3 separate regions of the Mus musculus genome follow, and all the other regions are linked to region 1. A link is a loop called in an ENCODE intact Hi-C map of the cell type or tissue named here. Cell type or tissue: left cerebral cortex. All regions are shown on one strand. Region 1 holds the start of Gm38455 (a long non-coding RNA gene). Region 2 holds the start of Gpcpd1 (glycerophosphocholine phosphodiesterase 1). Region 3 holds the start of Chgb (chromogranin B).

Region 1 (8,000 bases):
TGTCTTCCTACAGTGCAAGGAAAAGCCTTGACTGGTGTAGTCCAACAGACACCCAGGCCAAACTCCCAAGAGGCAGTAAGGGAGGATGAGTTATTGTGCACTCTGTAGATGCTGTGCCATAGGCATTTATACACATTCGTGTGTGTGTGTGTGTGTGTGTGTGTGTGTGTGCGCGTGTGTGTGTCTGTGTCTCATCTGTGCTGTGTCTGTGTGTGTGTGTTGCTGTTGCTCCCAGACAGCAACCCCAGGGCTTCCAGCGTGCTGGACAATGCCGTAGCACTGTGCACCCCCCGCATGTTGTGCCTATTGATTCTTAGAGCCACCCCCAAAGAAGTCCATACTGTTCTGACCTCTGTGTGACCCCTGAGGAAGCAGCCTTGGAAAGGCTGATGTGTTCAGGTTTGGTCTCAGGAGTGCTAAAAAGACTCAACCCTGGGTCAGGTTGACTTCAAAGGCAGGACTTTAAAGGCAAACTCGAGGTCTGCAAGGACGGTAAAGTGCTAAGCCTAGAGCACTCGCAGTCACCCCTGCCCAGCCCCCTCCTGCCAACTGCACTCCAAGATCAGTACGTCTCAGGGGCCAGCCATGCCACCCAACTCACTTGAGACACAGATACACACGCATAGACACGAACACAAATACACATGCACAGACACAAACACACACATATACACTCACAGACACAGAGACACACAGACACATAGACATCCATACACTCTCACACACACACACACACACACACACACACACTCACACACACTCACACACACTCTCACATACATCACTACCCTTCCTAACCCTGTGCAGCGGAAGAAGCAACCGGCAGCCATCTTCAGAACAGCTGCAGAGAAGACGTCAGAGCCACCGTCTTCGGTGGAAAGCAGGAAAGCAACAGAAACTCGGACTCTAGCTGTTTGCTGGAGTGAATGAAACCCTTCTTTTCCCCAGAAGACATTTTCTCACCTGCCTCTAGGATGCTCTGTTGGCTTTGCCCTTTGAAGTGGAGCCTGGGTTCCAGCCCAGGACTTTGTATTTTAGACACGCGTCACCACTAAGCTGTGCAAACAGTGTCTTCCCTGAGCTGCTGACGTGCTGCAGAGTCCAGCTTCCTGGAGCATAGCCTTTCAGGGTAAATGCTTTTGGATTCGCTTCTGGCTTCCCTGTGCTTGACTGGCAGGCGCCCCACAGCTGCTGTTTAGCTAACTTAGGCCTTGACCTGTGCGTAGATTCTCAGGGCAGCACCTGGTATATAGTAGGTGGTCAGTTAAGGCTGATAGACTGAATAATGAAACCTGTTAAGATTTAAAAGAAAGAGGGGCTGGAGAGATGGTTCAGTGGTTAAGAGCACTGGCTGCTTTTCTGGGGAGTTAGGTTTGATTCCCAGCATCCACATGGCAGCTTGCAGCTGTCTATAACTCCAGGACCAGGGGATCCCACATCCTCTTCTGTCCTCTGTGGCCACCGCATGCACTTGGTGCATAGATGTATGTAGGCAAAACAGCCATACACATAAAATGAGAATTGATTTTATTTTATTTTTTAAGATTTAAGGGAGCTGGAGAGATGGCGCAGCAGTTAAGGTTACTGACTGCTCTTCCAGAGGTCCTAAGTTAAATTCCCAGTAACCCTGTGGTGGCTCACAACTATCCGTAATAGGATCTGATGCCCTCTTCTGGTGTGTCTGAAGACAGCTAAAGTGTACATAAAATAAATACATTTTAAAAATTTTTTAAAAGATTTAAGGATAGAAAGTATTGGTCATGAGTGCCTTTCTCATAAATTTGTGATTTTTATTTTGACACATTCAGGCTGTGTTTGGTCTCACCTATGAGGGTGGATGACAAAGTCCACAAGTTAAAAGTGTGCACGTTTACACAGGCTCTGCACATTTATTTAAACCTTATTTAGAAAGGGACTAGTCCACACTTCTCTGTGCACCCCTACTCACTTTTTTCCTTGAAAAGGGAATACTTGAGGTTGAAATGGTGGTGTATTCCTGTGCACCGGAGGTGTACCCTTGGGAAGCTAGGGGGCAGGGGGGGAAGGAGAACTAAGAGGAGGAGGATTTTGAGACTAGTTTCAACTGCATAGTGAGTTCAAGGCCAGCATGGACTATATAGTGAGACACCTCCAAGGTCAGGGTGTTTGCTGTTAAGTCTGATCCCAGGAGCTCACACAGTGCAAGGAGAGAACCAACTCCATAAATAAATGTAATTAATATATAAACAAAAGAAAATATGGAAACAGGAAGAGCAGGGTAGGAAATGGAACAGCTTTAAAGTTGTATCATGTGACTGAGTGGACTATACTGATCTGTATGCGTTCCTAAAAGAGAATATACTTACTTATTTACTTTGAGGCAAGGTCTTATTGTATATCCCTGGCTGTCTGGGAACTCATTATGTAAACAGGGCTGGCCTTGAACACACAGAGATCTGTTTCCTCAGTGCTTGGGTTAAAGACTCATGCCCCGCTGGACTGCTTCTTTGAAATAGTAGCATCTCATTGTGTTGCCTCTGTTGGTCCTGAGCTCAAAATCTACTGTGCCCAGCCTCCCAAATGCTGTGCTTATAGGTTTGTGACATCATGCCTGAGGGAATTGTTTCCGTCATTATGTGTGCTTGTCTAAGTGTGTGCATGGATATGTGAGTGTAGGTGCCTGAAGTTACAGGTGGTTGTGGGCTGCCTGGTGGGGGGGGGGGCCTCTGCAAGGAGCTCTAATCACTGAACCATCTTTCTACCCTAGGAATTGCTTCTCAATTCAGCAAATATTACTTAATAAGAGTACATAAAATTATAGACAAGGATATTTATTCCCAAAGATAATTTTTAAAGTTTGTCTGTCTGTCTGTCTTTCTTTTTTCTCTTTCTCTCTTTCTCTCTCTCTCTCTCTCTCTCTCTCTCTCTCTCTCTCTTTCTTTCTTTCTTTCTTTCTACAAGATCTTATTATGTAGCTTTGGCTGTACTGAAACACAAAATATAGTCCAGGCTGACCTTGAACTCACAGAGATTTGCCTGCCTCTAGCTCCTAAGTGCTACTTCTGCTTAGGCTTCTGAAACTGTAAGCCAGCCCTAATTAAGTGTTTTCCTTATTAAAGAGTGCCGGGTATGGTGGTGCAAACTTTTAGTCCCAACACTCAGGAGGTAGAGGCAGGCAGATCTCTTGTGATTTGAGCCTATCCTGGTCTACATAAGCAAGTTCCAGGACAGCCAGGGCTATTACACAGAGGGACTGTCTTGAAAAAAGGCAAAAAGTGGTGTGTGTGTGTGTGTGTGTGTGTGTGTGTGTGTGTGGTGTGTGGGCATGGTGTCTTTTCACAGCAATAGAAACTCAAAGACCAATGTTTTCTCAAGAGCAACACCCAAGGTTATCCTCTGGCATTCCTGGTGTGTGTGTGTGTGTTGCTTGCTGTCCTTCCCACTCCTGCCCCCACAGTTGTGCTCCCCAGCTTTCGGTCTGCTGCAAAGCCTTGGGGTAGCCTGTGTGAGCAGGTGGGAGTCAAAGGCAGGTAGAGCTCTGATCTCAAGTCTAGCCTGGTATAAATTGTTAGACTACGCGTCACAAATAACTAAGTCCTCACTTCTGTGTGCGATCCAAGGATCAAAGTCAGTTGGCCAGGTTTTCATAACCAGCACTTGCACTGCTGGTCAATCACATCTGCCTGCAGGGATTTTCTCTAACATAACTGCTTCTATCACATACCAGCCCTTTGGGTCTTTTCCTACTAATAAAATGATAACATTTAGTGGCAGGTAGTTTCTTCCCAGCATGTCATATAAGTTGGTGTTTCCAAGAACTTACTTTCTCATCTTTTTCTAAAATTTTATTTTTTGAGATCCAATCTTGCTTTGTAGCTCAAGCCAGCTTTAAACTCACATTCCCCTTACCTCTGGGGAATTACAAATGCGAGCCACCAAGCCTTCACAAAAATGGTTTGGAAAGTGAGGATTGAGAATTTAAGTTAAGCACGGTATAGAATATGAAGTCGAAGAATTCATCTATGAGCAATGCAGGCTCTCTTGGGTTGAGGGTGGACTGGCTACAATTACTCCCCAGTTTTTATACAGTAATAGCAAGTGCCGAGTTTGCTTCTGCTGCCCTCTTGTGGCTGCTGCTGCCCACAGATTTCTGAGGGCCGGTGGGGCGTGAAATGTGAGTTAAACCTTTTGTCATTCATTCTCTGCTTTGATTAAGATGACAACCGCACCCTCCCACACCCCACCCCCTCACACACACCCCACCCCTGCCATCACCCAGACAGACACAAGCACCATTTGGGTGGAACTCAAGACTCGGGGCACATGTGAAGCAAGAGCTCAGCCTTGAGCTACACACTGCACACCCAGCCCCTCTCTTTATAGAAGCTGTCTACTGGGGTAGAATTAAACATTTTTAGAGACTCCTTTTTTGAAATGAGGTCTTAGGCTGGAACTTGAGCAGCTAATTTGTCACTGTCCCCAATGTCAGCTGTGTTCACTATGCATGTGCGATGTGGTCTAAGAGCATGTTCATGGCATTGTCCATGCATTTACCTATAAGGCTTAGACTTTTTCTTTGGGAAAGACCAAAGGATGTACACTTTCATCTGTTGATAAGATGATGGCATTAAAAAAATCCCCACCCTCCTTTCCCTTCCCAATAATGGGGGTTGACCTTGGGCCTAGTGCATGTTGGGTGAGCACCCCTCAGGCCATTATCCTCTGCCCACCCTCATCCTTTATTTTAATTTCAAGACAAAGCCTCACTAGATTGCCCAGGCTGGCACAGACCTGTTCTAGCGCCCTGGCAGGCCTTGATCTGGGCTTCTTCCTGACTCATTCTCTCTGATACCCAGGATTACAGACCTGATACCAAGCTTCCCGCCCCCGGTGCTGGGGGTTGGACGGGAGGCCTTATGCATAGCAAGTTTCTATCCTGAAGCTCCTTCCAGCGGGTGCTTCTTCCTCTCCCTCCTGACTCCAGACTCACTAAGCATCTGAGCCTGACTTTAAACTCCTCACCCCCCTGCTTCCACCTCCGAAGTACTGAGATCCCAAGTCCACGCTGCCATGCCTTCCTAAATCTAAGAGTTCTTTTCTTTGGAGACATTTTTAATTTTCTAATTATGTATATATGTGCAGGTCAGAAGAGGGTATTAGATCCCCTGGAACTGGAGTTACAGGAGGTTGTGAGCTGCCTGACGTGGGTGCTGGGAGCTGAACTCAGGTCCTCTGCAAGAGTAGCACACATTCTTAACCACGGAGCCATGTCTCCAACCCCCAATCTAAGAAGTCTTAAAGCCACGACTTCCATTTCCTTTTGAGTTCAAGGGCAGCCTGGGCTGTACAGGAAGACCCTCTTAGCACACTAGAATAAACAACGAAGACTGGGTTGAGGGAAAGGTTGCGTGGAGAGCAGAGCTTGACCCCAGCAGCCTTGTAAAAAGCAGAGCGGCCACATTCACCAGTAACCTGGGTTGTGGGAGGAGGTCGGGGCGTGCTGGCCTGACACTGAGCAGAACAGCAAGCTCCAGGTTCTGTGTCAGGGGCTATGTCAGAGTGACAGAACAGGACATCCAGTATCCTCCTCCGGCCCCTGGAAGGGCATGCCCGTACACACCTCATACACATGAAGAAAGAACAGAAAAGAAAGAAATAAATCTCTCTAGAAGTCTTATGTTTGTCTCTATCTCCTACACTACATCGCAGGAAGCCCAGGCTAGCCTTGCATTCACTAAGTAGCTAAGGATGGCTACTTGAACTTGTACCTCTTTTTTTTTTTTTTTGGACTGGGTTTCTCTATTTTGTAGCTCTGACTATCCTAAAATTTGTTAGGGAGACCAGGCTAGCTTCGAATTTATAGAAATCCATCTGCTTTTGCCACCATGCCCAGCTGGTCTTGAACTTCCTAGTGCTGGGATCTTTTTCCAGGCTGGCCTGGAACTTCCTGTAGAGACCTGGCTGACTTCAAACTTGCTCCTCTTGTCTCAGCCTCCTCGTGTTTAGATTGCATACATCACCATGCTCAGCATGTTAATTGTTTTGGAAGAGTAAAAGAAAACTGGGGCAAACAAGACAGGAATATAAATATCTGAACTTTCTGTCAAATTTGTAATTAGACAGCCATGAGCTTAATGTGGCAGACTGATGGCTGGCCCTGATGACCTTCGTTCCTCAATGAGTGGGAGGAAGTATGGCCTTTGAGGTTTTAGGACAGTGGTTCTTAACTTGTGAGGTAAGATCCCTTTGCAGGGTGGGACAACCCTACATAGGGGTCGAATATCATATCCTGCATATCAGATATATACATTGCGACTCATAATGGAAGCAAATTACAGTTATGAAAAAGCAATGAAGATAATTATATGGTTGAGGGTCACCACAACATGTGGAGCTGTTTTACATGGTCGCAGCACTGGGAAAGCTGAGAACCACTGTTTTATCACTTTTTGCCTGGTGTTCTGAGGCAAGTTCTTAATGTCTCTAAGCTTTGTCTCTCTGTGAGTCTCAGTAACACTACCTGGTGAAGTTGGGCACAGTGGGTGAGAGAGAGCGCTCACCTCCCACACCACTAGCCTCTCAGGTAACAATCACAGTTTCCATGTGAAATGTCACCCGCAGGTTCATATGTTTTAACACTTGGTCTTTCCTAGCAGGGGTTTGAATCTTTGGTATATAAGGCCTACCTGGCTGAAAGACTTACAGCCTAACCCTACCTCAGCCTGACCCCTCTCTGCTTCCTGATGGCGGTGTCAGGAGCTGCCTCTTCAGGCTCCACCACTGACTGACCCACCTCAGCCAAAGCCTTACCCACCAAGATGATCTGTTCTGTCTAGAACAGGTGCCAGGGACCAGCCTTGGCATGGAGAGAGGTTCTGAGAGAAGGGATGACTGGAAGCATTGAAGAGAACAGCTCAAAATCTATTCTAACCTTATGAGTCAGGTATCAGTTTTGACAAACTACCTTCTAATTTATGAAGGAATTAAATTTAGCTTCAAAGAAACCAATACATATAGATATGTATGTATTCTCTCTACATGTACATATAATTATGTATAGAGAGGATATATACATTTCTACTGTTTGGTTTCTTTGAAGTTAAATTATTCTATATATAAAGGTATATTTTTCTTCTATATATAATTATATATAATGCATATATATATATATACATACATATATACATGGAAAGAAAGTGTGTGATGTGTGTGTGTGTGTTTCTAACATGAATGTCATTTAATGTATGAATGCAATGTCTGGAAAAACCAGAGAGGGTGTTGTATACCCTGAGACTCGTTTGTGAGTCTCTATGGCTGTTGGGGATTGAATTTGGATCCTTGAAAGAGGAGCCAGTGCTTTTAACCTTTGAGCCACTTCTCCAGTCCCAACAGTGGAATTATGATAGAATAATAACAGTGTAGGCCCAGGGGTTTTCATGTTCTTCTGGTTTTGAAGACAAGATCTCACTTCTGTAGCACCGGCGAGGCTATAACTCACTTTGTAGCAGAAACTGGCCTTGAATTTGCTGTAATCCTCCTGCCTATGCCTGCTGAGTGCTAGCATGAGCCACCATGCTGGCTCCCAGGTACTCTCATCTGCTTCTGACAGCATTCCTGCATCACTGCAGAGTGACTACGGGAAAGTTGACTTCAGCCATCTTGCCTGATTATAGTGTGCGGATCAGCCAAGACACCAATATTTCCTATTTATGTACAAGTCTTTGTTTTTGTGTGTCCAGTGGGTATGAACTGGGAAATGTAGGGTCAGGGAAAGCAGAGGGTGGTGGTCGTGATAGCTGTCAGCCTTTCTCTACCCTCTCTAGTAAGATGGCACGGTGTCTTTAAAGACTCGAGTTTTGTACTTTATAGTAAATGGTCTTCAAGCCTTTCTATTTTTCTTCCTTGAATTGTTTCATTCATGGTTACATTAGCCAGAAGATTTCTTGGCTGCTGGCCTGGTGCCAGGATGGCACTCACCACGTTGAGTTGGAGCTCTGCAGGGCTGAGCCTCTTCCTGGCCT
Region 2 (8,000 bases), 120 kb before region 1:
CTTCCATTTAACAGACCCAAATCTAACCAAAAAAGCTTTAAAGTTACTGAATGAATTTAAATGTTGTTTTGTTTCTTGAGACAGGGTTTCTCTTTGTAGCCCTGGCTGAATCTATAGACCAAGCTAGTCTCAAACTCAGAGATCTGCTTGCGTTAGCCTCTGAGATTAGAGGTGCCCACCACTACTATCCAGCACACTGAAATAATTTTAAGAGACAGACTAAACCCATAACTCAGCAACTGACTGAATAACCAACTTCAATTTCTCTTTGTGTTTTAAGAGAGAAAAGGGGAAAGGGAGGGAGGACCAAGGTACACACATGACGGTCAGAGGCAACTTGCAGGAGTTGGTTCTCTCCTCCCATGAACGGTCCTGGGGATCACACAGGCTCTCAGCAGTGAGGCCCTCAGGCCTCTCAGCAAGCTTCCTTTTCTGGTGAGTCTAACCAGCCTATAAATCTTACACTGTAATCTGAACTTTCACCCAGTGTTTACAATTCTAAACTAAGGTCAAGCTCATCTACAAGACTTCAGAATTGGTATTCAGCTAACTACTCGTTGGCTATAACCAATTCAATCAAATGTAAGTGATGTCACATGTAATTATTTCCATGTACTCACACTAACAGTGAGTACAAATTTAGCTCTAAACATCTACTTCATTAGACAACCAGGAACAGTCTGGATATTTAATAAAAGAGAAAACAGCCAAGTTTTCTATCTCTACAGTTGCGAGATCGCGCTGACAACTCAGCAGTAACAGCTGCAGCTGGTGCACTACACAGAGACAAACACATGGAAACACAGAACAGTCCAGGAGACAAGTGCCATCGTCCACTTGAATTGTCAAAAGTCAGCAATCTAGTTCAATTCTCACCCCTCAAAAACTGTAGCACCATACCAAGCAAACCTGGGAAGGCGCTGTGCTGGCAGCTCACTTGACCATGGACAGAGGCCAAAATTTTGGTGCAGGACAGCTTCAGCACCCAACCGCCTCCAAAACAGCAGTAACAGTGTTTTAGAAAGTACCTGTTCTACTGAGGATCTCAAAGTTTACATCTACCTTTATTCTTCTGCTAAACAAACAAAAATATCCCAACTTGGATGAAGGAGGTCTTTCAGATACACATAAAAGGTAAGAGTAAAAACTGCTAGTAACTGCACACCCGGCTGAGACAGATAACCAGCTCACCTACCGCCTCACTACGGAGTTTGTTGTTTTGGCTTTGGTAATTCCTTTCCCAATGCAATTCCCAATTTGTACTACCTAAAGATATATACTACACAGCACGTTTAGGTAAATTTGAGCTGTTAATTTAATTTGCTTACTTATTTTTGAGGCTGGATCTCACTTCAACGCCCTGGCTGTTTTTTTGGTTTTTTTTGTTTTTTGTTTTTTTGTTTAAAAAAAAAGTGTGCATTGCAGCCTGTGTCTGGCCCATTTGAAGTTTGTTAAAAGACTCAAGGAGTTTTTAAATGTCACCCACCATAACTTACTGACATCAAAACTTTTCACAGTTCCTCCTGACAAAAAAGTTTATTCTTTTTTGCTGAATGTTTTCAACTGTGGACCTAGCTAGTTTCAGACCTAGCTGGTTTATCAGCTTGAGAAACATACTGGAAATTTAAGCTAACCCCAAAGGGACAGAAACATTTAGCTTACAGCTGAACTGAAAGTGGGTATTTTTAGCTAAAGCACATATTTCTGGCCAAAAAAGAACATCTGTGTTTTCCTTTAAAACTTTTCAAAGAAAAAAAAAGCTGTTTCTAATTCTCCTCGATTCTAGCAGATTCTCAGAATATCCTATAATTAAGAAGCAGGTTAAGTGACCACACTGATGTCTGCCCGTGTTAGTGGGGGGATCACTATGGCCCCATTTCTCAGACCTCCATATACTTTCAGCTAATATTTTAATCAAACATATGCAGACAAGAATGGGTTTTTCATTAAGCAAAGGCATTAGCCTTTGGACAGTCCTTAAGCCAAATTAACATCTCATCATCTTTAGACATGCAGTGGGATTTTTTACAAATGCTTTTCATTTCGTGTTGATATCATTTTCATATGCATTTATTACACGTTTTTATTATATACAAATAGTTGACTCACCCACCAACTTTTTATACACACCAAATATTATTCAGTTTTCTTGTGTTTACCAGTTCTCCGGGTGCAAATTTCCTGTATCTCTCTTTACAGATTTAAATTTTGTTTAGAACACTGATTTCCCCTAGTATGTAAGCCACTGCATGGGGTTTACCAGTTTTATTTTGTGCTGTGTGTTTCTAGAACACTGAGCAATTTGGGAGAGAGGGGAGGCTGACAGCTTGTATTTATTCTTTTCCTTATTGTGTTAGAAATGTAGCAGGCAGCAGCTTGAAGGGCAGAGTTAAGTGGGCAGGAGACCCAGAGTGGCAGGGGACAGGAGTATAAGAGGGGACTCTAGACCCGACCATGCTTGCTGCTTGCAGAGTCAGAGAATCGCTAGAAACCGGCAAACTCCAGGCTTCCAAGCCCTCGGGCTTCTGGCCGGACCCGGCAGATGAAGCAGCACGGGGCAGCCACTGCCTCCAAGCCGGCGACGCCAAGGGGACCGCAGCCCTAAAACGTCACCGAGGGCACGGACGAGGAGCTACACAAAGCCCTGGGTTCCCCCCGCCCGGCTGTACTGTCACCCGGAGTTTCTTTCGCGGGCACTAATTTCTAGGCACTTTGGGGAAAGAAGCAGCTGTCAAAACCGCGCGAGTCACCAGTGCGGGCGCGAGGTGACTGAGGGGGCGCGGAGGAAGGGAGGCACCGAGGGCTTGGGCTCCAGCTCCGCCGTTTTCTTTGTTCCCCTATTCTCCGCCCGGGATTTCCGTGGCTGTCCTGGGTCACGCCGCTCAGTGGGACCGCAGCCGCGCGTGGCAGCCGGGGTTCCAGCCGCACCGCGGCTCCGGAACACCAGGCCGCCCGCCCGCCCGCCCCTCCGCGTGAGCGCCCGCCCGCACCGCCGGCCCCCCTCACCTGCCGCTCCGGGCCGCGCCGAGAGCCTGGGCCGCGGCCGACGGAGCCGAGCGTCAGCGCCTCGCCAGCGCTCCCTTAGGTGGCCCGAGGAAGCAAGGAGCCCAGTTACAGCCGCCTCTCAAACCGGTTTCAGCTGCCCTAGACTAAACTGCCAGCCCACCCCGCGGGGCGGGGTCGAAGGGCGGCGGGGCGGGGCCTGACGTCACGCCCGGTCCGGTCCTGGCCAATCGGCGGCCGCGCGCCGGGGGGCGGGCTGCGTGTTCCTGGAAGGGCTGCCCAGAGACCTGAGGTGGCCCGACAGCCTTAGCCCATCTGGCTGGGGTCAGCTGAGGTACTGAAGGTCAAGGTGGTGCGCCTGTAATCCCAGTGTTGGGGAGGTTGAGCCAGGCAAGTAGACTCGAGTTCGAGGCCAGCCAAGGCTATAAAGTGAGATCCTGTCTCAAAAAAGAGAGCTGAGGGAGCCTGATGTTTTCTGGAAACTGCATTCCTTAGGAAACAATCACAGACTAAATCCTTAAAGCTAAAACAAGGAGCTCAGAACAGCTCAGTGGATAAAGGCATTGACCACATTTGAAGATCTGAGTTCACCCACTGGAATCTACATGGTGAGAGAGACCAGACTCCTGTTGACTTCTAGAAGCCTGCTGTCACAAACCCCAAATAAATAAAATAAGTCAATAAATAAATAAAACCAAACTAGAGTTGTTCTTTGCTTTCTAAAACTACCCTTCCTCTTCTTCCTCCTCCTCCCCTCTCTCCTCTTCCTCTTCCTCCTCTTCTATCTCTGTGTGTGCCTCCAACCCTAAATCAGCCCAAGATCAACCACTAGGTAACTTCTAACACAACATTATGTAATCGGGTTTCACTTCAATTGAGATAGTGAGCATCAAGCAGAATCACCTTTTCGTATTGAAGGTCCACTGCTCTACATCTGCTAATTGCTCGCTGTGACTTCATTTCTCTGCTGTTAGTCATACTTAAGTGGTGTTTTTCAAGAGTCTACTTCCTTTGAATGTTTTTAGTATATCTCATCATTTAGTCAAACTACCATTTGTGCAATATTTATGGTTCGGGATGGTAGATCTAACTCATGCCCCTCCCTAAATCCTCTTAAAATATCAAAAGATCTGCACCTGATACAGATCTGTAATCCTAGAATCTCAGAGGTTAAATCAAGGTTGATATGAGTTGGAGGCTTGCCTGCCTGCGTAATGGGTACTAGACCAGCAACAGCTTACATTACAAGACATTGTCTCAAAACAACAATAAAAGTATGGTTGACCCAACGTATCCTTGAGTTCCACATTGGCAGATTCAAGCAATCACAGGCGAGAAATGGGGGGAAAAATGTATTCGTATTAACATATAAACGAGGGGGAGAGGGATTTAAAAATAAAGGCATATGCTGGGTGGGAAAGATAGCTCAGTAGTTAAGAGTGCTTATTCTTGCAGAAGACCTGGAATTGGTTCCCAGCACCCACATGGCAGCTCACAACTTTCCATAATTTCAGTGTAGGGACTTCAATGTCCTGTTCTGTCCCCGAAGGGCACCAGTCCCATATGTGGTGCATACATACATACACATACATACATACCACACATACATACAAAATAAACTTAAAATAACCCCTAAAGTAAGGGGTATGCATTGCTTATATGAAGATAGTATATTAATCATATAAGAAACCTGAACATTTTGGAATCCTAGTTGAGCTCTGTAACCAACCCCCTACAGATTCTGGGAGATAACTTGAATCCACACTTGAAGGATGGCCTATGGCCAGAAACAGAGGTTTCTACAAGATAACTAGCTAGTAACAAGAGATGATTTACAAAGAAACCTGAATCCATGAAAGTCGAAAAGGGAAGTGTTTACTGTGCATGCCTAGAAACTCTGAGAGCAACCCCTCTATCAGTCGTGGGACTGGTTCTGCCACCACAGCTCCTAAAGGAGGGCTGGGCAAGCCGTGTGTCCCCTCCTCTGGCTCCTGCTCTGTACATGGGATGTTATGGGATGTTATGGTTCCTCGAACATATCGTTAATGAGGTTAATCTGAGAACTAACTTTATTATTACCAGAAGGGCACTGAGTATTTTAAACTTCACAGAAACCCTTAGCATGTGCCATCTCACTGGATTCTGAGACGTATTCTTGGTTGTCTGGGATAAGCACACGATCTCATTTTCTAAGTTTTTAAATGTGTTCATGGGAAAGGTTCCCAGTCTAAGAGCTCAGCCTAGATGTGTGTTCTGCCCGTTACTGCCTGTGACATTATGAATATAAATCTTCAGCAAATGACTCGTTACTACTAATGGACTTTGACAGAGAATTCCAGGGAGCCCACTTACTTTCTGAATTTTAAATTTCCAAGAGGTAAAGTTAGGCTGTTTGATGCTAAAACTGCTCCAGTTCCGGTTTACTGAAATTAGTTTTATTTGATTCAATTTCTCATATGCATTTTAACACAATTACTTAGCAGATGGTGCTTTTTAGGAAACAGCCCACTGGTTATCGCTCCCACCATTGCATATTGCTTTGTGGCCACGATGTTGCTGGATTTAATATTACAAGTCTGAACTTTTGTTACAAATAATGTTTCTTTGGAGGAGGGCGTGTAGCTTTTTTTTTTTTTCTCCCTTGGTAGTTGTAGCTATTATCAGCTTTGTTTCCTGCACATTTTTTCCTTAGAAGTACTATGGCTTAGATGAAAGGCCGATACGTGTCTTGTGTCCCACATTCTACTCTAGCTTCACCATCAGCATCTTTACCATTCTCGGTGATATCAGTTGTGTGGTTTGTATACCTTGTGGTAGCCCAAAGAGTCCTAAATCATAGCCTGGACTCTGTCGTGCACCATGTAGGTCACAGCCTCCTGAACTTCCACTTATGACCTCTCTCTACTTGAAAGCTTTACAAGGCCTTGAGTATATCGCTCTAGAAAAAAAAACGTGAGCACGTTCTGCCAACGTGTAGGGAGGTGAGGCGTCCTGCCGCATACTCCCACTAACCACAGAGCCACCCGCCCATGACTTTCCTCTAGGAAGGTCTGTATCCCCTTAAACTGTGAGCCACAATAAGTCCCTCCCTCCTAAATAAAATAAGATAGATATACAAATCAAATATTTATCAAAGTAACCCTTTGGTATTCATATAGTTTTACTATTTATTCAAGACAAATGAAAATTTATTTTTACACAGATTTAATCTCGAGCTGAGTATACTTTAATGCTTTTAATCCCAGCATCCCAGAGGCAGGAGGATCTTTGTACATTTGAAGCCAGCCTGGCCTACATAGAAAATTCCAGGATAGTCAGGACTATATTTAAAAAAAACAAACTCAAAGAATTCAATCTTGGCCAGGCCTGATAGCACAATCCTAGCTACTTGGGAGGTTGAGGCAGGAGGATGACTGGTTTAAGGCCTGCCAGGGCTGTAAAATAAGTTCAGGACCAGCTTGAGCAAGTCCTTGTCTCTAAAGACTTCAGGAGACCCAGCTTAGTGGTGGAGTGCTTTCCTGACACATGCAAAAGCTTTAGGTTCAACTCCCAGTACCACAAATAAATAGCTAAAGGGAGGCTTGGCTGATTCTGAAACCATGGGATATAGAGTACCTTAACATTTCTCAGAGTTTATTGATATTTTAATTTTATAATTGCCAATCTGAGAATATTTTTCTTTGCATGTATATATGTGTGCTGTGTGTGATATGTGGGGGGGAGGGGGAGAGCGTATCATAGCACATGTGTTATGTCTCTCTGCTACTAAACTGTGTACTCCAGGCTAGCTGACCATAAACTTCTCTGCTATTTTCCTTTTGCCTCCTGCCTCTCCTAAGGAGTACTAGGAATACAGATGCTGACTACCCATCTGGTTTTAACAAAACAAAGATAAAACATCAATATCTCATCAAGGTTGCCAGGCTTGTGCAAGTCCATGGACCTACCAGCCCCAGTCCCAATATGATTAGATTGGTGGGACACTCCTGTAAGCCCAGGTCATGGCCAAAGATCAGAAATTCAAGGCCATTACTGGCTACAAAGGTGTTATAGGAGATCTTGTCTCAGAAAAAAAAAAGTGTTAACAGTTCAGCAACAGTGTTTGCTTCACATGCACAAGACCCTGGCTTCAACTCCCAGATCTTTTGGGGGAAACAGTTCTTAAATGATTCAACGGTTGACTAGCTATCTTTTTTTTTAATGGAAAATACTGATAACTTCCCACAAAATGAGCTACTGTTTTCAGGATATATCCTGCCTGTGAACAAAAGAACTCTTAAGAGTGCTGTTACCATGCACTGGGTTTAAATACCCAGTTGCCAACTGCAGCCTGGCGGCCAGCCAAAGCAAGCTGGGACTGGACTCGGGGAGGCAGGACTTCTTGGCAGACATGGTGCATTAATTATGTGCATGCTTTTGATGAGAAGATTAGAGGCCTTGTTTCTGCACTCTGTCTACTCCTGACTTGCAGATTCACACCCCTCCTTTATTATTTTACCTATAAAACATAGATGGGAGTGAGAGATGACAGGGCAGGTGTTTATCTGTCGTGTCTGCAGCTGGGCCCTCCTAGAGTCAGTCTGCCAGAGCAGGACCCAGGGCATGTACCATCATACCCAGTATCATGTCTGGTACATAGCAGCTATAAACACACGTACAGAGAACAGTAAAAAGCTCAGAAGTGTTCTGTGTCAATTCGGGCTGTCATTTTATTATTTATTATTAATGTTAAAGTAATGGTGACTTGATCTACTGTCTGTCTTTCTTCCCTCTTTTTTCTCTTTCTTTCTTTCTTTCTTTCTTCCTTCCTTTCTTTCTTTCTTTCTTTCTTTCTTTCTTTCTTTCTTTCTTTCTCTTTTTCTTTGTTAGTCCCTTGAGACAGGGTCTCACTAGGAACCTTGACTAACCCAGAACTTGCTATGTAGAGCAGACTGGACTGGAACTCATGGTGAGTCACTTGCCTCTCTCCCATCAGTGCAGAGATTAAAAGGCTTGCT
Region 3 (8,000 bases), 80 kb after region 1:
GCTCCTATATTGATGTAAAGGCATGATGTTGTTCCTGTTAAAATCCCTGCAGGGTTTTTTAAGTGAAATTTGACAATGGATTGAAAACATTGTGTGGGAGTATAAAGGACTGAGAATGGCCAGCAGCTTAAAGAGAACCACGAGATGGCCTTTACCGTCAGATAACAAGACTCACTAAAATGAGGCAGTATGGAGAGGGTGAGTCCTGGGTCAGTGAGTAAAGAGACCTGAAACAGAGTAAGCATCAGGGCCCAGGAGTCTCTAGAGAAACATCCACATACATACAAACTCTGGGTTATTTTTCAAGATGAAATTATAGGGGAGTTAGGAAAGGTCCATCTCAAAACAGGATTCCCAGGATAGGTGGGCCACGATATCATTAAAAGCTGTGTTTATATCCCCCCCTTCAGAGTTCCCATGGTTCCCTTTAGTGTTTGTCTTAGTTAATGTTCTACTGCTGAGAACAGACACCATGGCCAAGGCAATTATTATCAGGGCAACATTTAATTTGGGCTGGCTTACAGGTTCAGAGGTTCAGCACATTATCATCAAGGCAGGAACATGGCAACATCCAGGCAGGCATGGTGCAGGAGAGGTTGAGAGTTCTACATCTTCATCTGAAGACTGCTAGCAGAATACCGGCTCCCAGGCATCGAGGATGAGGGTCTTAAAGCTCACACCCATAGTGACACACCTACTCCAACAAGGCCACACCTCCTAATAGTGCCACTCCCTGGGCCAAGCATATACAAAAAAACCATCACAGTGTTCGCCCTTTTTTTCTTCTATGACAACAATGTAGATCCTGGCAGTCCGCTCTCAGCATCCTTCACCCAAGCACAGAGAGATCTAAAACTTAATGTAGAGACTGGCTCTTGGCCATGAAAGAAAAGAGCTTTCCTTCACCAAGGTCACCAAGGTTGTCTTAATGAGCAGCCAACTTAGCCCAAGGCCAACCTGAGAAGCCAAAAGATGATTTTAACATTGTTTAATCCCATGGTTTTCTAGGGAAAAAGAAGAGAGGGGAAGTATTGGAAAACCAGTGTATAAATACTTCAAGGAGAGAGCAGCTTTAAATAACTACCAATACCTGGTATATTTAAAGAGTGGCATTAACCCTGTGTTATGTCAACAATAGAGGGAGAACCTCTCTCGTAGACTGTACCTTCCCCCCTCTCTTGCTGTTTTCATTTTGGCCTAGGCTAGCCTGGAATTCACTATTGCAGTCCAGGCTGGCCTCAACTTATGCTGAGCCATCACACCAAACAATCTCCTATTTCCAATGTTCACTGTTTTCTTTTAGGCCTCAAACATTCATTTTTGATTTTTTAAAAGAATTTCAGACTTTAGAAAAATGCAAAAATGGTATGCTATTTTAGTATACAGTTCATCATAATTGCCCAAATGTTTATATATATTTTTTCTTTACTTAGCCAGGCATAGTGGTGCACATCTTTAACACCAGTACTCAGGAGGCAGAGGCAGGAGGATCTCTGTGGGTTTTAGATTGCCCTGGTTTACATAGTCTCAGGCTAGTCAGGGCTACACACAATAAAGCCCCATCTTTAAATTAAAAAAGAAAATCAAGCCAGGTGGTAGTGATGGCACACACCTTAGATTCCAGCACCCAGAAGTATCTCTGTGAGTTTGTAGCCATCTTGTTTTACAGAGAGAGAGAGAGAGAGAGAGAGAGAGAGAGAGAGAGAGAGAGAGAGAGAGAGAAAGAGAAAGAGAGAGAAAGAGAGAGAAAGAGAGAGAGTTAGAGTTCCAGGACACCAAGGAGTACATAGTGAAATCCTGTCTGGAAAAACCAATTGTATGCATGTGTGTGTGTGTGTGTGTATGTGTATGTATATTAATTTTTAAGATATGAAAGTGATTCCTTTTTTCTCTTTTCCTTATACTTTCTCACAAATTTTGAGACTAGAAACCTCAATATGCATTTCTAAAAACAATGACATTTTTTGACTATCCAAGGACCTCTCCCTGAAATCAGCAAAGACATGCCAGCACAGTTACAAGCACAGATTATAGTGGTGGGGGTTGGGGGAACAAACACAGGGTGACTCATTGAAGTGTGATGCATGGCTAAAAGCAGAACTAGAACTCAGAAGGCAGAGGCAGGTGGATTTCTGTGAGTCCAGGCCAGCCTGGTCTACACAGTGAGACCCTATCTCAATGAATACATAATTAAATACGTTTATAAAGGAGTCACTACTGAAAATGGGAATAGGGTAGTGAACTAAGGAGAGCAGCCAGTCAAAAAGAACTGGGCCATAAGGCCTGTGAGTCTTTGCAGGTCGCTTACAAAGCACTGGCCTCTCTGGTGTAATATCCTGTGTCTTCTCACACATTCTCTGCTTGTTATATGTAGCCCAGGTGGGCAAGAGTTTCCAGTCCTTCTCTGACAATAGGCTTTGTTCATTTTCATATTTTGCTTTCTTCTTTTTAAAACTTGAAAAGATGTATTTCCTTTTATGTGGATGGGTGTTTTGCCTACACATGTGTGCAGTTCCCAGAGAGGGATGTAATCTACATGCCTTTTCAAATTTTACCAGTTGTCGCAGAACTATCATTTTTAAGACTGGGGTTGATGATATAGGAGACTGGTAGAGTGCTTTCCTGGTATGCCCGTGGCTCTGTGTTCTCTCCAGCAATGTAGAAAAACATAAATGAAAAATTAAAAACATATGCTCTGAGGCTGCAGTTTGGGTAAATAACCTTCCAGGGAGAGGCATCTTTCTATGTTCTCAGCATGTGCAAAGAGAATTTGAGCCTCACTCTTTTCAGGAAAAGGAACTGAAAACTTTTATCACCTGACCAAAAAGATCTCACGTCAGGTTTCACTGGTCCTCGAAATCTGTTATCAGAGCAGATTGTGTCTCTTCTGGGCAGGACGATTGCCTGGCGCTTTTCCCCCAATTCCTTATCAGGCTAACAGAATCCATGTTGAAAATAACCTGGAAGATGCTATCATCTCCATTGCGCACATAATTTAAAATGCGTTTCTATCTCTATTTAAAAGCAAGCAAAGAAGAACAGGTTTTCAAGGATGTACTCCTTACCTCACCCCAAGCTATGCTCCTGTTGTAAAAGAGTAACTAAGGGCCAAAGGGTGACAGCTTAAATAAATGTCTATCAGAAGAGCTGGGTAAGTGACCAATCAAGAGAAAGAGGGGGAGAGGAAGGGGGCGAGGAGGGAAGGGGAGAGGAGGGAGAGGGAGATGGGAATGGAAGGGAGGGGGAGGGAGAGGGGTGGGGAGAGCGAAAGGAAAAGCACCAATTATGTGTGCTCCAAACTAAAATAGGCCTAAGCCACAGAAAGTAGTTACAGAAAAAACTGAACTTGGAAAAAATTGAGGTTAAAAGAGAGAGAGAATTTTGAAGTGTATCCTTTGGCCTGTTTGATTTTTTAAGTTCATCTGAATAAGTACGTCGGGTAGGAGATTCCATAAACAGAAGACAGAAGTGCCATAGATGGGATACACAGACACTGACCAAACATCTCAACCAAGAGCAGGTTACACATTCATGGTTGCACACTGAGGTTTACAGCCATTACTCTCTTGTTAAGGTCTAAGAACCGCCTGTGTATTTATTCCAAGCAAGGATTTTCTTCAGCTTGGCAGAGGATACAGAAAGCTGACCCCCGTCATTTACACACTTCAGAATCACAAGTATCCCACAACCCCAAACTGCAGCATCGGAGGTGTGCGCGGAGGAGCTGGAGCGCAGGCGCGACAATATGAGCCGGACCCTTGTCCCTTCTTGCCTGAGATCTACAGCACCTGGCGTCCCCGCATCCCTGCCCGTGCCTGCTGGGACCCTGCGCAAGGCCGCACACACTGGCTGTGCTTCCGCCCGCTGGCGCCGCCTCGGGGCTGCTCCGTGACGTCAGGGCTGAGCGAGGGGCGCCCCCGCCCGCCGCTCGCCCCCGGGTACTGCACCCCGCCTGCCCTTCATAAGAGCCAGGCCTGCGCCCACCGCGCCACAGCTGCTCTGCGGAGCCCGCACCCGCCGAGCTCCTCCTACACTCAGCTGGCGAGAGGCACCATGCAGCCGGCTATGCTCCTCGGCCTCCTGGGCGCAGCGGCTCTGGCCGGTGAGTGGGATTTCAGCACCCCGGACAGCTCCTAGAGCTGGCGGCACTGGGTTTCACCCTCTATCTCGCCTCTCCTCTTCCCTGTATCCCTTGCCTTGCCTGGCCTGGCTTTGAGTAGGAGAAGCAAGAGCTGTCCAGCTTTTTCCTCCTTTCCCCGCCGGGGCTGTGCAGCCCTTGGAAGCAAAGCCGCATTCTGTGTTCTCTGCAGAGATGTCAGGCTCTATACAGAGCTAGAGAGAGCCTTTGTAGCCTGACTCTCCGTGTGACTTTTCACAGCCCCGTGACCGCAGAGGGGTGGGAATGCACGCAGTTGGCCCCTGCAGAGTTTCCTCTATTATTATAAAGGCACTGAGTTAGAACTAAATCTGAGTGCATTTAAGGCATTTCCCTCAGCGTGTCATATATGTGTGTGCAGGTCTTCGTGTGTCTGTTTACAGGGTTAACATATTTACACTTTGTATTTATGTTTCTAAAGAGAGGTAATTCACATGTTAATTTATGAATGGAAGCTGTACTAGATATTTCTTTCCTTTTGTGCTCCAGAAATAAAAATAACAAGACTGTGTTACACCCATGAAATTATCTTTGGAGTAGCAAAATAAATGTTTTAGTCAATTTTGAAGAATGAAAGCAGAAGTAGTTAATATTTGACGGTTGTGTGTGGATGAGTGCGTTGCTAAGTCTCAAACTACTCTAAATTTACTCAATGGTCTCCAATAGCCTGAAAGATGTGTTTGTGTTGGGAGACTGAAAAATAAGTATAACACCAAATTACACTAGCAGCTCTTTGTCTCTGTGAATGTCCTCGGAAAAGTGTTTTGTTCTGAGACTGAGATTTCTAACTAGAATTGAGATATCCATATGTCTATATGAAATATATAGATGTATATATATATATATAATATATATATATATATGCCTTTGATTGACAGGAATCTCTCATCCAATGTTTGACAAAATGAAAGCCAATGGTAATTTATGTTATTGCATTCATAATGTTCTTATTTTTAAAAATCATTTTTATAAATAACTATTTTTTATAAATATCATATTCTTAATTTGATAAAAGGAAACAAACTGAACAACTTAGAAATTTTCAAGTCCAAAGTATTTCGGAAAGATATTGCTGAACAGGACACAATGATACATTGTACACAATGTACATTCTGTTCTAGATTACAAAACAGTAAGCCTTTTGTAAATCGTTTAACTGGTTAATTAAACTTTTTGGTGGTGGTTAAACATTTCATACCTCTTATGAAGGAATATTTAGTAGTAAAATACCGAAGCTATGCAAATCTCTTCTGTTTTAGGCAACTACTCACTCATCGTGCAGCCTACTGCTTCACTTTGACTATAACCATCTCCACTACCAATTTTAGGGCATGGTCATCACCCCAGAAACACACCATGTATCTTAGCACTCACCTCCTCATTTCCACCTCCCCAAATCTGGCAATGAGGGGATTCCAGTAGTTTGTTACTTAGTAAAATCATGGTTGAGACCCCAGGAAGTCATCTGGTTAATTTTCTACCATTTCGAGCTTCTTGAAGGAGATCCACAACTGTCTGTGTAAGTACTGTGCACCTTAAAAATTAATATGAATAAACCAAATCCATATCCATATCACATAAAAGATAAAGGTATTTTTGCTATGCAGATCCTGTTTGACTCGCAAGTTTGGTGGAATTTGGGGTGCCCATGGTTTACCAGCAAAAGAACATGCTGAGCCTACTTTGCAGCTGTGATTTTCACATGAATCAAACCTTCATAGTCTTATGGATGCTGATGCTTCAAGAGCTATTCTCAGATTTGCTATTTGATTTTTTTTTGTCATTTGATTATTTTACTTTTCCATAAGCATTAAATGTATTTCTTATTTGCTACAGAAATAAGCTAAACCAGTTTTGGGTACCTAATACATCTTTAGTCATTTCTTTGCTCTCACAGATTCTATTGGAAGAAATACATATTACTTAGCACTCTCACCAAGGCTCACAACGCAGCTCCATAAGCAAACCCTAGTTCCTTTCGATTAAGAAGAGTCTGAGGAGTCTCCCTTGGGAAAACGAGGATGCTCTATACTAGTAATTTGTAAACTGCTAATTGTCTAGGACAATGAGACATCCCTTGTCCATCAACTCTGACAAGGGTTAATAGTTTGGCAGTCTGGGTAGTTAAAGTACCCAGTTTATATTGGGAAAGAACAACAGGCAGAACTATATATGTGGATCTGCACTGCTACAGAAGGTCTGGAAAGTTGAACTTGGAAAGGGTGACTTCTCAGTCATTATGGGAGTAATTCTTCCATAGTTATTCTTTCCAGAGGATTTCACAGATTTGAGGTGGAAAAAGAGACTCGCCAAAGTGAGCGTGTTCTCAAAATAGCAGACATTGGACCATGAAAGACTGGCCCTAGGCCGGGGCTCGGTCAGGGAGTGATCACCTGCCATGTGTGAGGATCTGGGCTCAGTCTGCAGCACTAAAGAAAAGGAAAAACCACAGAACCTCCAGAGCCAGGCATAAGAACCCCGTTGGCCAGTCAGGTTTTGTTTGACCTGTCTCTGAGGAAGAACCGGAGTCTTTCTTCATAGCTTATCAAGCACTTTTTAAACATTTTTAAGTGACCCTAATAAACCTGGGTAACAGTGGGACCCTGAAAACAATTGGGGTAGATGTTTAGTAAAGTAAGCAAATGAGAGACATTCGCTCCAAGTCGCATGTATTTTTTTCCTCTGGGTTGACAGGCAGTGGGTTAGGTAGGGTGAGTAGGTGTTTGAACAGGCTTGGTTTGGAAGGAAGGTTAGGGTGCTCGTTATAAATAAATAGCTTTTGAGTAGCTTTAGTGTCTGATGCTCGAGAATTTTGCTCTTGCCCCAGCTAGGTCTTCTATTCTGGGGACCAAGGGAATCGCTCCTCTTTAAGTTTTTTTTTTTCCTAGCATAATGATTGTTTGTAGAGATAAGAGTGTTTGTAAAGGCTTTGAGCTTCTCTAGCAGAAAGGATTAAACAAAGGGAAAGCGAAAGGTAAAATAACAAAAGCAGCAATCATTGGGAGAAGGAAGATGTGGCACCGGCAAATGCTGGTCACCAGGTTATTTTCTGACCAACAAAGACACTCCAAATGCTGATTAAGGCAGGGACAGAGTCTCATAAAATCTTGAGCATTAATTTTTCCTTTGAAACATACTGTCATATACCAGTTGTTAAATGCCATCTTGGATATCCTGACCGTAACAATGTGCTGGAGAACTTGATACTTCTAGGTGTTTATACAATTGTAAACAACTCATAAAACCATCACAGTGAAAGCAGATCATGTAAGCAAAGGTCTTGTGTGAGTAATGATCTAATATCCATGGGTTTGGTAGTTGTTATTGTTGAGAGTTTTGTTGTTGTTATTTTTGTGTTTTGGAGGTTTTTTGCTTTTCTTTGTTAGTTGTTGCAGTTGTTGTTTGTTTGTTTTTGAGATAGGGTCTCTCTATGCAGTCCTGGAAGTCAGGGAGACAAAGCTGGTCTCGAATTCACTCACACCCCTGCTTCTGCCTTCTGAGTGCTGTGATTAAAGATGTGCACCACCACACCTGACTTTTAGTACCCGTGGTTTTTTTATAAGGGAGGAGATTTTCTTGGGAACTGGAGTAGTAGAGAGAGCCACAGATCTATAACCACTTGGTATAGACAGAGGGAAAGAACTGCAGAGGGCACCTGATTCTGCTTCCATTAAAAAAAATTACAATTGCACAGAATGTAGGAAACTGCAGAGTGAGTGCACAGCTTAAGACACTTTTCACAAATATAGGACGGCTGTGTAACCAGCACAATACTTGGTAAAATGCTGAAACCTAAGAAGGCCCCTCATTTGTGGTCTGGATCTGATTTCTATTGGCTGTAAGG

What was found. Hi-C counts contacts between places; a loop is a spot of excess contacts. Peaks named below come from ENCODE experiments on the same cell type or tissue, not always from the same donor. Only the 100,000 strongest peaks of a DNase experiment are listed, where the experiment ranks them.
Region 2: a loop joins it to region 1, with 4 times the contacts of the local background. A loop is called at or near these places in 15 of 42 quality-filtered maps.
Region 3: a loop joins it to region 1, with 2.8 times the contacts of the local background. A loop is called at or near these places in 6 of 42 quality-filtered maps.

Annotation. Positions count from the first base shown.
Region 1 is chr2:132,697,513-132,705,512 of GRCm38, forward strand. All of the region lies in intron 2 of Shld1 (shieldin complex subunit 1), which reads left to right. Gm38455 (a long non-coding RNA gene) reads right to left here and starts at 1,172. Exons shown (of 2, transcript XR_375002.3): 1 at 964-1,172. In left cerebral cortex, CTCF peaks have their summits at 1,687 (motif pointing left) and 4,102 (motif pointing left); DNase peaks (open chromatin) are centred at 4,103 and 7,962; H3K4me3 peaks cover 327 bases; H3K27ac peaks cover 2,807 bases.
Region 2 is chr2:132,575,062-132,583,061 of GRCm38, forward strand. It overlaps Gpcpd1 (glycerophosphocholine phosphodiesterase 1), which reads right to left and starts at 3,187. Exons shown (of 20, transcript NM_028802.3): 1 at 3,007-3,187. In left cerebral cortex, CTCF peaks have their summits at 923 and 3,084; DNase peaks (open chromatin) are centred at 946, 1,813, 2,704, 3,192 and 2 more places; H3K4me3 peaks cover 3,647 bases; H3K27ac peaks cover 4,569 bases.
Region 3 is chr2:132,777,681-132,785,680 of GRCm38, forward strand. It overlaps Chgb (chromogranin B), which reads left to right and starts at 3,962. Exons shown (of 5, transcript NM_007694.5): 1 at 3,962-4,102. The coding sequence starts at 4,054. In left cerebral cortex, a CTCF peak has its summit at 3,906; DNase peaks (open chromatin) are centred at 4,002 and 6,488; H3K4me3 peaks cover 4,159 bases; H3K27ac peaks cover 4,571 bases.